Linked DNA regions of Mus musculus: region 2 is linked to region 1. A link is a contact called in ENCODE Hi-C or POLR2A ChIA-PET data. All regions are on one chromosome and are shown on one strand. The core of a region is the stretch at or near the end of the contact, and the rest is flanking DNA. Distances in the headings are between cores, read along the strand shown.

Evidence for each region. Hi-C counts contacts between places; a loop is a spot of excess contacts on that map. ChIA-PET counts read pairs that join two places held with the same protein, here RNA polymerase II (POLR2A).
Region 2: POLR2A ChIA-PET joins it to region 1 with 16 read pairs in Patski. The contact joins the promoter of Bicdl1 here to the promoter of Rab35 in region 1. A Hi-C loop is called at or near these places in 2 of 37 maps with a recorded cell type or tissue (both T-helper 17 cell). POLR2A ChIA-PET finds 5 or more read pairs at or near these places in 3 of 5 experiments (Patski and embryonic stem cell).

The regions. Positions count from the first base shown.
Region 1 is chr5:115,628,895-115,634,371 of GRCm38, reverse strand. Rab35 (RAB35, member RAS oncogene family) reads right to left here and starts at 2,385. Exons shown (of 6, transcript NM_198163.1): 1 at 2,174-2,385. The coding sequence starts at 2,225. 1110006O24Rik (RIKEN cDNA 1110006O24 gene) reads left to right here and starts at 2,556. Exons shown (of 1, transcript NR_027810.1): 1 at 2,556-3,323.
Region 2 is chr5:115,728,838-115,734,314 of GRCm38, reverse strand. Bicdl1 (BICD family like cargo adaptor 1) reads left to right here and starts at 2,694. Exons shown (of 9, transcript NM_001080808.2): 1 at 2,694-3,193. The coding sequence starts at 2,756.

The DNA of each region.
Region 1 (5,477 bases), core at 1,136-3,635:
GCTCTCAGGGTTAGCACATGGGATTAGAACTCACAGCTCTGCTGCTAAAGCTTAGGGCAGCGAAGGCTTCTCCTCTGAGCCTTGGTTTCCTTATCTGACAAACCACAGAGACCATGGGTGAGCATCAGATAACAGAGTGTCTGTGGATCAGTTGATACACCTTCAGAAGCACACAGTCAAGGGGCCAGGGCAATCAGGCGGTGATGTCATGGTCCCTGCTCCCTGGCTTCCATCTCCCAGGTTCCTGAGTGTCATCTCCGTGGCAGGAGAAACCCAACAGCATAGTGTCTCCTCCTTCCCCATAAGCTGGGCCTGCACTCACACCGAATCTGGAGCTAGTCACACACAGACTGACCAGTGAGTCCTGTCCCCACACCTGACTTCTGAGCAAAAAGAAAAAAAAAAAAAAAAAATCAATACACCATGCGAGGTGCACCGTAAGAAAGCAGGCAGAAACCATTTCCTGGGTTTCACAGAAGAGAAAATGCCAACAAGCTACATCTTCTTGCTGAGTTTGGCCTTTCGAGTTTTGGATATTAACACTGGCCACGTCTTGAGGAGGGATAAAGACCTCTGACCACAGCGGGCTGACTTTAGCTCTGAAAGGAGAGAGATCACCATAATGTCAACAAACCCTCAAGAGCCCAGAAGAATGCCACTAGCTGGGTCCAAGTTCAAGTCTATCTACACAGCTTGCCTAGTTTTCTTTCATTCAAACCACTACAGGTCAGTCTTCCAGCTTTCCAACTCCGCTCCCAGACACAGCTATTCTTCTACCCCAATCCTTTAGGCCTTAGCATTTCCCGACACCTTCCCCCCCTAACAGCAACCCCCTAAGACTTCAGCCATCTTCCACCAGATCCAAACCACCAACCACATCCCAACCCAGCTTCTCCCGTGAGACCAAAATCCACTTATTTCCATGTCCGTCTATGACAGCGTCAGCCAACAAGCCTATATCCTGAGTCTCAGGGGGGACACGGAGCTCTAGTTCCTTGACAATACACAGGCTCTACCACCAACTTGGCTGTCTCAAGTCACATGACCCTCTCTATCCCACACTCCAGTCTGATCTATAAACTTAGCTGCTCGCCAGCCTCCTTCCTAAAACATCACATATTCCTGGCACCTCAGCTAAGCTCCCCTAAACATCCTGGGCCTGCCTCCCTGAACTCACCATCACCCCACAGGACCTGGTCACCTGCCATACTCCAAACACCTCTAAAATGCTTCATCCTTGGCCAGAAACCAGTGTGACTCTCATTCACTGACCAAATGCATTTAAGCACTGGGTACCAGAAGCTGATCTATGAATCAGAGATGGCGCGGTACTGAAAGGTGTGTGGTGTGTGTGTGTTTGTGTACACAAAGCACTTAAAATATTGAATGAAGCACCCGGGTAAGAGAACAGCAAACACTGTCCACCTACTGTGTGCCAAACACTAGTCCCCTCATTAAGTGTGTGCTCACATCAGCCTTGGCAGGCAAATCTACCACTCCCATTCCACAGATGAGAACTGAACCTTGCTGAGACTTAGTAACAATTCTAAAGGAATGCGCTCATGGCTGTACCTGCCGCACCTCATCCAAGCGCACGGCAACCCGGAGACGGGTCCTGGAAATACCCCCATTTCACGGAGCGCTGAGTCTTCACAGGGCGACTCATGCTGCTAACACTGTGAGTTACTTAGAGGTTACTTTATGCCGGGTCAGGCGCTTTTCCCTACTTTCAGCTCACCGAATCATCCCACCGCTCAGCTTAACAAGTCCCCACTTCTCAGATGCAGGAACTGAGGCTCAAGGGAGGCGAGACAACTCGCCCAAGGTCACAGAGCGGCAAAAGCTTGCCTCCCCGGGACTCGAACCCGGCTCTCTCCAACTCCAGCGATCGCGCGACTTGACCAAGGTCACACGTGAGGCAGGAACGAGCGCCGGGGCCGTGCGTGCATCCCGCGCCCTCGGTGCCCCCCGCCCCGCCGAGGAGCCACCCCGGAGTCCCCTCGCTGCGGCCCCCCCGGGGCCTGCGACCCCGCCGAGCTCCGCGCCTCCCGCCCCGCGCGGGCCGCGCCTCCTCGCTCGCTCGCCCGCCCGCCCCGCTCGCCCGCCCGCCCCGAGGCCCCCGCGGGCCGCGCCCGGCAGGGCCCACACCGCCTCCGGCCCCTGCGGCCCTCACCGCTGTCGCCGATGATGAGCAGCTTGAAGAGGTGGTCGTAGTCCCGGGCCATGGCGGGCGGGGGCGGCGGGCGGGCGGGCGCGCGCGCGCGGGCGGGCAGGCGAGCTGGGCGGGCGGGGTCGGTCCTGGCCTCGCGATCCGCAGCTCCCTCCCGGCTGCTCCGGCAGCGGCGGATCCACTTCCCGAACAAACAGCCGGAACTGACAGAAACACCTCCCTCCGCTCCCCCACCTCCGCCTCCTCCTCCTCCTCCTCAGCAGCCGCCGCCGGTGCCGCCGCCTCCCTCCTTCCCGCCCCGCCCCGCCACTGCGCAGGCGCGGGGGCTGGAACCGCCTCTGCGCAGCCGCAGCCCCGGCCAGCCGCGCCCTCTCCGCGCACGCGCAGTGCGCTACGCTCGCCGGCCGAGGTCCGAGTGAGCTAGCGAGCGAGCGAGCGAGCGAGCGCCGTCGCTGCGGATCCCCGGGAGAACCGAACCGTTTAGCAGGGCCCGACGGAAGAGAGGTGACAACCGGCCGCAGGGCTGAAGCCTGGAGGTCAGCGCTGGGGAGGAAGTCGTCCCCCGAGCACCACGATCCCGGACGCCCGACCCCCTGGCGGAACGGGTAGCGGTTCCGGATTGGGATCCGTGGGGCGTATGCACCCTGCTCGCCAGCGCTTCTGCTCCTTCTGCCTCAGTTTTCCGGACGCAGCGCGGAGCCAGCCCCACGTTTTTTTCCAGTTGGAGCGGAAGCCCACCTGCCCGTCCCCGAGAGCTGTCGCTGCCATCGCCATCCTCCCTGCAGGTCTGCAGGGATTGCCCCATCCCTGTGGTTTTTTACTTTTTCCAGACAAGTTCTCAAGTATCCCAGGGTGGCTTCCTGACTCTCTCGAGTAGCCGAGGATAACCATATACTTCTGATCCCACCTGTACCTCCTGAGTCCTGTTTTAATGTGGTGCTGAGACTCGAACCCATGGCTTCGCAGATGCTAGGCAGACGCTTTTCGAGCTGAGCTCCACCCCCAGCCTCTTTGTCCCTGCTTCTTCTTGCCCTCCAGTGCTTTCCAGCCAAGCACCTGTTGGGGATACTGCCCACTCCTAATCTTTCCCCGTAAGAAGCAGTGCTAGTGTTTAAAACAAAACAACAACAAAATACAGACGCTTACTGAATTCAAAGTTGACATTAGTTTTCCTTTAAAGTTTCTTGGACAGCATGAAACACTTACTAGTCTAATGGATACATGTTTTCCCATACATTTCAGAGTATCTAAGCACCCATGTGCCTCTCGCAGTTCACCGGTATGCCGCCATCAATCATTTAACTGCCTCGTCACCACGTGGTACCCCCATCTGATGGTTGTACTATTCCTTAACAATTCCGCTGCTGGTAGATTTATGCAGTTCATAATTTTCTTGTTATTCAAGGTACTGCAGGTCCTTGAACAGCACACACAGTGTCTGATCTAGGCCTTGCTTGAACTCTTTATTTCCCTGAAGCAAGCCTGGTGATGTCAGATGAACACGAGCCTAGAATCATAAGATACTGGCTGAGGAGAGACGCTGGCTGTGTTGTGTTCTTGATTGAAAACTCCTGGGACTGGCCAGGTTCCTGCTATTCCTTTGATTGGCATTTTTTAAGAAACAGGGAAGGGGCTGAGGAATGGCTCAGCAGTTAAGAACACTGGCTGCTCCTCCGGAGGAACCTGGTTAAATCCTCAGCCCCTCCCACCCCCCATGGCGCCTTACCAGGATCTGTAACTCCAGTCTCAGAACTGATGTCACCCTCCGGCCTTGGCTGACACTTGAGACATGTGGTCTGTAGACTCAAACTAACATTCAGGTACATAACAGAAAAACCTCAAAACATTTTAGAGGGGCTGGAGAGATGGCTCAGCGGTTAAGAGCACTCTGGCTGCTCTTCCAGAGGTCCTGTGTTCAATTCCCAGCAACCACATGGTGGCTCACAACCATCTGTAATGGGGTCCGATGCCCTCTTCTGGTGTGTCTGAAGATAGAGACTGTACTCACATGCATAAAGTAAATAAATAAATCTTTAAAAAAAAAAAAAAAAAAAACATTTTAGAGGAGACAGATGGAAAGCAAGAAGTCTTAGGATTAGGGTAGACTTCAGATAAGCACTCCACGTCTCCCTGGCACCTAAAGCATCGGGTCAGGTCATCTTCATGCCTGCTCCTAGGTTGAAAAGATTGCAGTTTCAATGCCAGCTTTGAAATCCACCCCTGAATAGCTTCTGGATAGTCAAGGGGCCTCAGAGTCTGTTTCCTCAGAATACTGTAAATGTGAGGCTATGCATCGTCAGTCACAGGGACCAATGTTAGTCATTCTGCAAGGGCTCGCTCATCATCGAGCTGTTTCCTATAGGGGACTTCCCACAGTCCCAGAGCAGCAACCTGTCAACACAGGACTCTCTGGGGAGTGAAGCAGAACAGCTCTAGGGAGATGAGATTCCCAGTTCTGCCCCATCCATATGTCACCTGGAACCCAGTGGGTGTTAATTCCTGCCTTTATTCTGTAACTATGTAATGGCCTCTTACCATTTACTATACTATACTATACTGTACTGTACTGTACTATACTATACTGTACTATACTTCAGAGGACACAGACTGTCTCTGTTAGCAAGAGGGAAGGAGAAGAGTCCGTCACAAAGATTTCATGGTGACACCAGAACAGAGGCACACTTTGAATGTCAGCTGTATTCAGACAGCCGCTGTCACACCCTGTGAGAATCATCAATTTTGGCTTGGAGGGGGGAATTCCCTGAGGCCAGGGTATGCTTCTGGAATCCCAAAATGAGTCTCCCAGCAAACGCTCTGAAAACACTGTCTAATGTTTACCTGGCTGCAGTCAATGAAGAGTTCTTTCCAAAAACGCATGTGTCGTGTGTCGCGTGTGAACTGCTGCAGGCTGGTCAGGACAGCCCGCAGCTAGAGACCTTGTCCCCATGTCCCGGGCTACAGCTTATCTTCCTACCTTAGAGCTAACTCCGGAGATCCCCATCAGAAGAGCAGCACTGCAAAGCTGTGTCACAGACCCGCGGCAGGAGCACCGCGGTGGTGAGCGGGGCTGGGCAGTTACAAATGAGACAAACAGTGACAGGCAGACAAAGCTGCTTTTTCAACATCACCTGGTAGCTGGATCCATGCAACAAATTCAATTTGTTGACTCATTAATTCAATAAATACGGGTGTGCTTACTAGATGCACCCAGAAGCCAAACACCACCCACAGCTTCTTCATAGTAGGGGAGCGAATCAGTAATCTGTCCAACTGTTAGTGGGGCTGGAGAGGTGTTTCTGTAGCGGAG
Region 2 (5,477 bases), core at 1,445-3,944, 100 kb before region 1:
GATTTTTTTGGACATTCATTGAAACATACTACTCATGGCCAATGAAATGAATACTATCTGGGTGCACACTTAATCTTAACACTCTAGACGTGGAGACAGAAGGATCCGGAGTGCAAATTCACCTTCAGGTTCAGAGTAAGTTTAACACCTAGCAGGGATACATCGTGAATAGATAACCCTTAAAAAGTTCATAGCAACAACTAAGCCTAATAGATAGAGACCAATGAGTTCAAGGCCAGCAAGCCACTCTTTTCTAGGCGTCTGTCTGTGTTAAAGAAAAGCATATAGCACAAGCTCTCTTTAATTAGGGAATCCTGTTCTCCATTTCCGTCTCTCTATAGATTAGGGAGAGATTTGTCCTTCCGTGCTTCAATCATGACAAAGGGGAGTTTCATCTGCAGTCCACCAAGACCCACCAATTCTGACCAAGGTATGTGTGGCAGGGCATAATAAAATGTGCTGGTATAGTCCCTTGCTTCAATGGTACTGCGCCTGAGTGCCTATTTTAGCTCTAAGATCTGACGTGATAACACTTCACCTGTCTTTCCCCCCAAGCCAGCCCCGAGGCTGGAGAACTTTTGGATTCTTGCCTTGGGTCCTGGAGTGGATTGTCATACAAGGTAATTGTTTAGGCTCTGAATTTAATAAAAAAAAACAAACAAAAACTCAAAGAGAAACGTCTCAACTTCTGGGTGTCCTAAAATTTCCATTTCACCAGGATAAAAAGAGGTAAAGTATGACCTCACTTTAAAAAAAAGAGGTTGTGGCTAAACAGGAAAAGCAAACAATAAAGACCAGTTCTGGCTCCCGAAATACCACCTCGATCAAAGAAAGAAGAGACCCGCAGTCACCCTGTAGCGTCATTCTTTCCTCATCGCAGGAAAGTGTACTGAGTCGACCCATCGTCTTTGTAAATCACTGCTTATCTTCCCCCAGATGGGGGTCACATGTTAAGAAAGAATAATAATTTAATGGGAATCCCAGAGTCAGCCTGGCAGAACCCAAGTCTAGAGTCTGAGTTTCTTCCCATGTATAAACAGCAAGAAGGACAACACCTTATAAAACCCTTGTGAGATTAAGATAACGCATATAAAACTAACAAAGAAAAAGCTGGACATGGCTCAGGTAGTTATTACTGGGGAATGTCTGTGCTTTGTATCCCCCATCTAGAAGCAGGATTTTTGTTTTCTCCCGTTATTTCTCCACAAACCCTTTTCTCTCATATCCCTGAGTCATCAGTATGAAGATGCTGGGTTCTCCAAGTCATTCCTCCGCCTCCTTTTCTCGAGGGCTCCCTCTCCCGACTGCTTAGCTCTTGCAGGGGTTCAGATAGAAATCCCGCACTGCAAATGGCTCTCCGCCTGGCTCCCTGACTCACATAATTGTCCGCAGCCCCCTCGGACCACAGACCAGCTAGGATACCCCACCACAAGACCCAATCCAAATGGGGCTCCCGCCAGCTCCCCAAACCGAAGAGAGGCTGCGGGCTGGGGCCGCGGAGGCGAGGAAGAGGACGCGTGCCGCTGCAGAGCGCCATCAGGGGTGAGAGCGTGGGAGTCTGGAGGAGGAGGAGGCCACACCCAGAGGTGCGAGCGCGGGGGGCGTGGCCCCGGCGAAAACGAGGCAGGGGGCGTGGCCGAGCGCCAAGCTGAGGAGGAGTCGGAGAAGTGGTGGACGTAGAGCCGCACCCTTAGGTGAGCGCGCAGGGGGCGTGGCCACACCTAGAGCTGGGAACGAGGCTGAGGGCGTGGCTCCAGGCCGGGGGCGTGGCCGTCCCCACCCCCCCCCCCCACACACACACACGGGAGGGAGAGGCTCCGGCCTTTCAGGACGCGCTGAGCTTCCCCACGGGCGGCGCGCGCATCCGTCCCCGCGTCGCGTGAGGCCACGTCCGGGTTAGGCGGGCGCCACCTGGGCGCGGCCGAGGCGAGCGGAGCGTCGGCGAATCCCGCGCGGGCGCGGCGGCGAACAGGTGCCCGCGCGCGTCAGGCGCCGGCCCCCGGGGCGGGGAAGAGGGGCGCGGCCGGAAGCGCGGGGCGGGCGGGCGGAGGAGCGAGCCCGGCGGGCGAGCCGGGCGGGTTCCTCGGCCGGGTGAGCTGCGGGGCCGGGCAGGCAAGAAGGAAGGACTGCTCCGGGGCTGTGCGGCCAACGATGTCGAGCCGCCGCCTCGGCCCCTGCAGCAGCAGCAGCCGCCGTCGCCGCCGCTGCTGCCGCCGAGCCGGGGGACATGGAGCGCGGCTGCAAGGAGCGGCCGACGGCAGCAGCAGCAACGAGCGACGCAGCGACAGCGGAGCGCAGCCCTCCCCGTGAGGCGCCGGCCGGCCGGCGGCGGCGGCGACGGCGGCAGCAGAAGCAGCAGCGGCAGCAACAGGGCGGCTGAACCCCGGCCGCGGCGGCGATCCTTAGCGCGGCTTCTCCTCCCGCTCCGCACCCCGCCACCCCTCTTCAATCTCCCCTTCTGCCGCTCTTGCCCACCCCCGTCGTCCGCGTCCCGGGCGCGCGCCAGCAGCTGAGCCCCCCGGGGGCGGGGGCGCGTGTCGCCGGCGCGGGGGAGGGGCCGCCCGCCTGCCCGCCCGCGCGCGCCGCGCCCAGGGCTCGCGGGGACCCGGGGGGCGCGTGCCGCGGCGCAAGGCGAGGCGAAGCGCGGGGCGGCGCGGCGGGGCCCCTCCCCCGCCATCCCCATCCCCACCCCCCGCCTTGCAGCCTGGCGCGCGCCGGCCGGGCCGCACCGCTGCGGGCTCGGCGCGCGCGGGCCATGTCCGCCTTCTGCCTGGGCTTGGCCGGCCGAGCTTCAGCACCCGCCGAGCCGGACAGCGCCTGCTGCATGGAGCTGCCCGCTGGGGCCGGGGACGCAGTCCGGAGTCCCGCCACTGCTGCCGCCCTCGTCTCCTTCCCCGGAGGTCCCGGGGAACTGGAACTGGCCTTAGAGGAGGAGCTGGCGTTGCTGGCGGCCGGGGAGCGGTCGTCCGAGCCCGGCGAGCATCCTCAGGCGGAGCCGGAGTCTCCGGTTGAGGGGCACGGGCCGCCGCTGCCGCCGCCGCCTACCCAGGATCCCGAGCTGCTGTCGGTGATCCGCCAGAAGGAGAAGGATCTGGTGTTGGCGGCCCGACTAGGCAAGGCGCTGCTCGAGAGGAACCAGGACATGAGCCGGCAGTACGAGCAGATGCACAAGGAGCTGACGGACAAGCTAGAGGTGAGGACCTTCCGGCGGCATGGGTGGGGAGCTGGGGTGCCTGCCTGTCCTCCCCGTTTCCGTGCCTAGTCTACCTCGAAGAAGATCATCGAGAACGGGGAGGCAGGAGGGATAGTTTTCACCAGCATCAGCGCGTTCGTTGAGCCCACCTGCCTTTCCCACCCAGCTCGGATGTGAGTCCGTGCACGTCTCTCACCGTTGTGGGCCGTTCTATATATGTATTGTACACAGAGTCTAAAATAGAGCTTACAGTATGACTAATTTATACAGCACCAAGGCGATATCTGCACACAGAAATGAGAACATCGAGAAGCATTTAAAATATGCTTCAGGTGTTCGGAGAAGCAGTTAATCTCTAATCAGGGTGTTAGCCCAGAGCTTTCCAGTCCGGGCATTAAGGCCTCTGGATGCCCTTGTCTTAACTTTCTGGCAGAGAGTTGTGGGGAACAAGTGCCTCGAAAGGAGCTTTATATAGCTTTCAAATGCTTAGGGATTAGGGGATGTGGTTCCATTGCAGAAATCAGAGAAGGCAGGGCTCATCATGTGATTAGTTTGGGCTTCAGTAGCTATGTGTGTCTCAGTAGTACTTTCCTGTGTCCTGGGTCTTAGCATGTATGTTACTTTTAACCACTACTAAAAACATTTCCCCTCACCCACCCCTGTGGGAGGGTCGTTTCCTGGCAAAATGGTTCAGTGGGTAAGGTCACTTGCCCCAATTGGTTCCTCAGAACCCATGTGGGATGTCACTAGCAACGTGTCCTCCGGCCTACACACACACCCCAGTTAATAAATAATCCTAAGTACGTTTTCAAATGAGTAATATTTCTGTTAATTCCATGCAACAACATCGTCTACAACTGTGTTTATTGGGATTTTGCTCTTAAGCAGAAAGAGTCTTGAATGGTAACTGAGGGTACCTAGAAAAAGATAGCCATTCCAAAGTGGTAGGTTTTCAAAATAAAAAGGAGAGCAGGCTCGAGCTGTGGAAACAGCCAGGCTTTTCTGGCCCTCTGCGTTCAGCACTGTTACCCATTTTTCTTGGACTAGTTCTCCTCGTTCTCATTACGAGAACATCATAGTACAGATGTGACCAGGCCCGAAACTAGCCCTCTGTCAGGTTCTCCTCCACTGCTTCTGTTTGGTCAGAATGTGAGTGGACAAACACTTCTGCCGTGGGATTGATGTGCGTCTAGAGTCTAGTCACCTATCGAAAGTTAAATCAGAAGAAAGGAAACCAGTGAGCGGCCTGTGTTTCAGCCGGGCCCGTTATCGAGGCCTGCCGGTCGATGGACTCCTGATACATGGCTTGAAAAGTTGTCTGTGAAACCTGGGCCCGGACAGCCAGAGTACAACAGAGCTACCTTAATGAATTGACTTGTTTAGTCTCCACTTGAAGTAGAGGTCTGGAAATACAAGGGTGTCCCTTTCTTTCCAAATCAATTCGGTTACATGACACTGTAAAGTAGTGACTACCCCGGAGATGTGCGCTGGAGATTGGAAATTCCTTCAGAGAGGGACTTGAGTGAAGAAACTGTGAGCTTGAAAAGAGCATCCTATCAGTCTGATGAATGACAGATTTCATGGTGCACAGTTACACAGATCCTGGTTTCCATGTGGCGTTCTCAGTAAGGGCAGGATTTCAAAATTCCACAGCAACAAAAAGGTTCTCCTGTAAAGGGATAAATAACGACCTCTGACATTTTGTAATTGACTCCATGGGTAAGCCTAAAATAGCTTAACCTGCTTAAACTATCACTGAAGATACTATCATTGAAGACCTACACTCTTGTGCCGGTCTGCTTGTGTTAAATGCCAGTGTTAAACTTTTAAAACTCGGGGGTGGGGGTCGGGCGGCGAGGGGGCGTTGTTGCCCAGTGTCATACCTAACACTGCTGATCTGGACATGGCAAAAGTGGTCAAGGTTGTAGATTATATGTCATGTGTACTCTATCAAAACTTAAAAACAAAAGCTTACATATATTTACCCTGCTTCATATATATACGTATATATACATAAATATAGATAGATGTATGTATATGTATGTACATATATGTGTGTGTGTATATGTGTGTATGTGTATATATATATATATACATATATATGTGTGTGTATGTGTATATATACATATATATGTGTGTGCGTGTATGTGTGTGTGTATGTATGTATGTATGTTTGAAAAGCATGATTTATTTTTGAGATAGGGTCTCACCGTGTCACTGTGTTGCCCATGTTGGCCTTGAACTCCGGTACTTAAGAGATTCTCCTGCCTCAGTCCCCAACCAG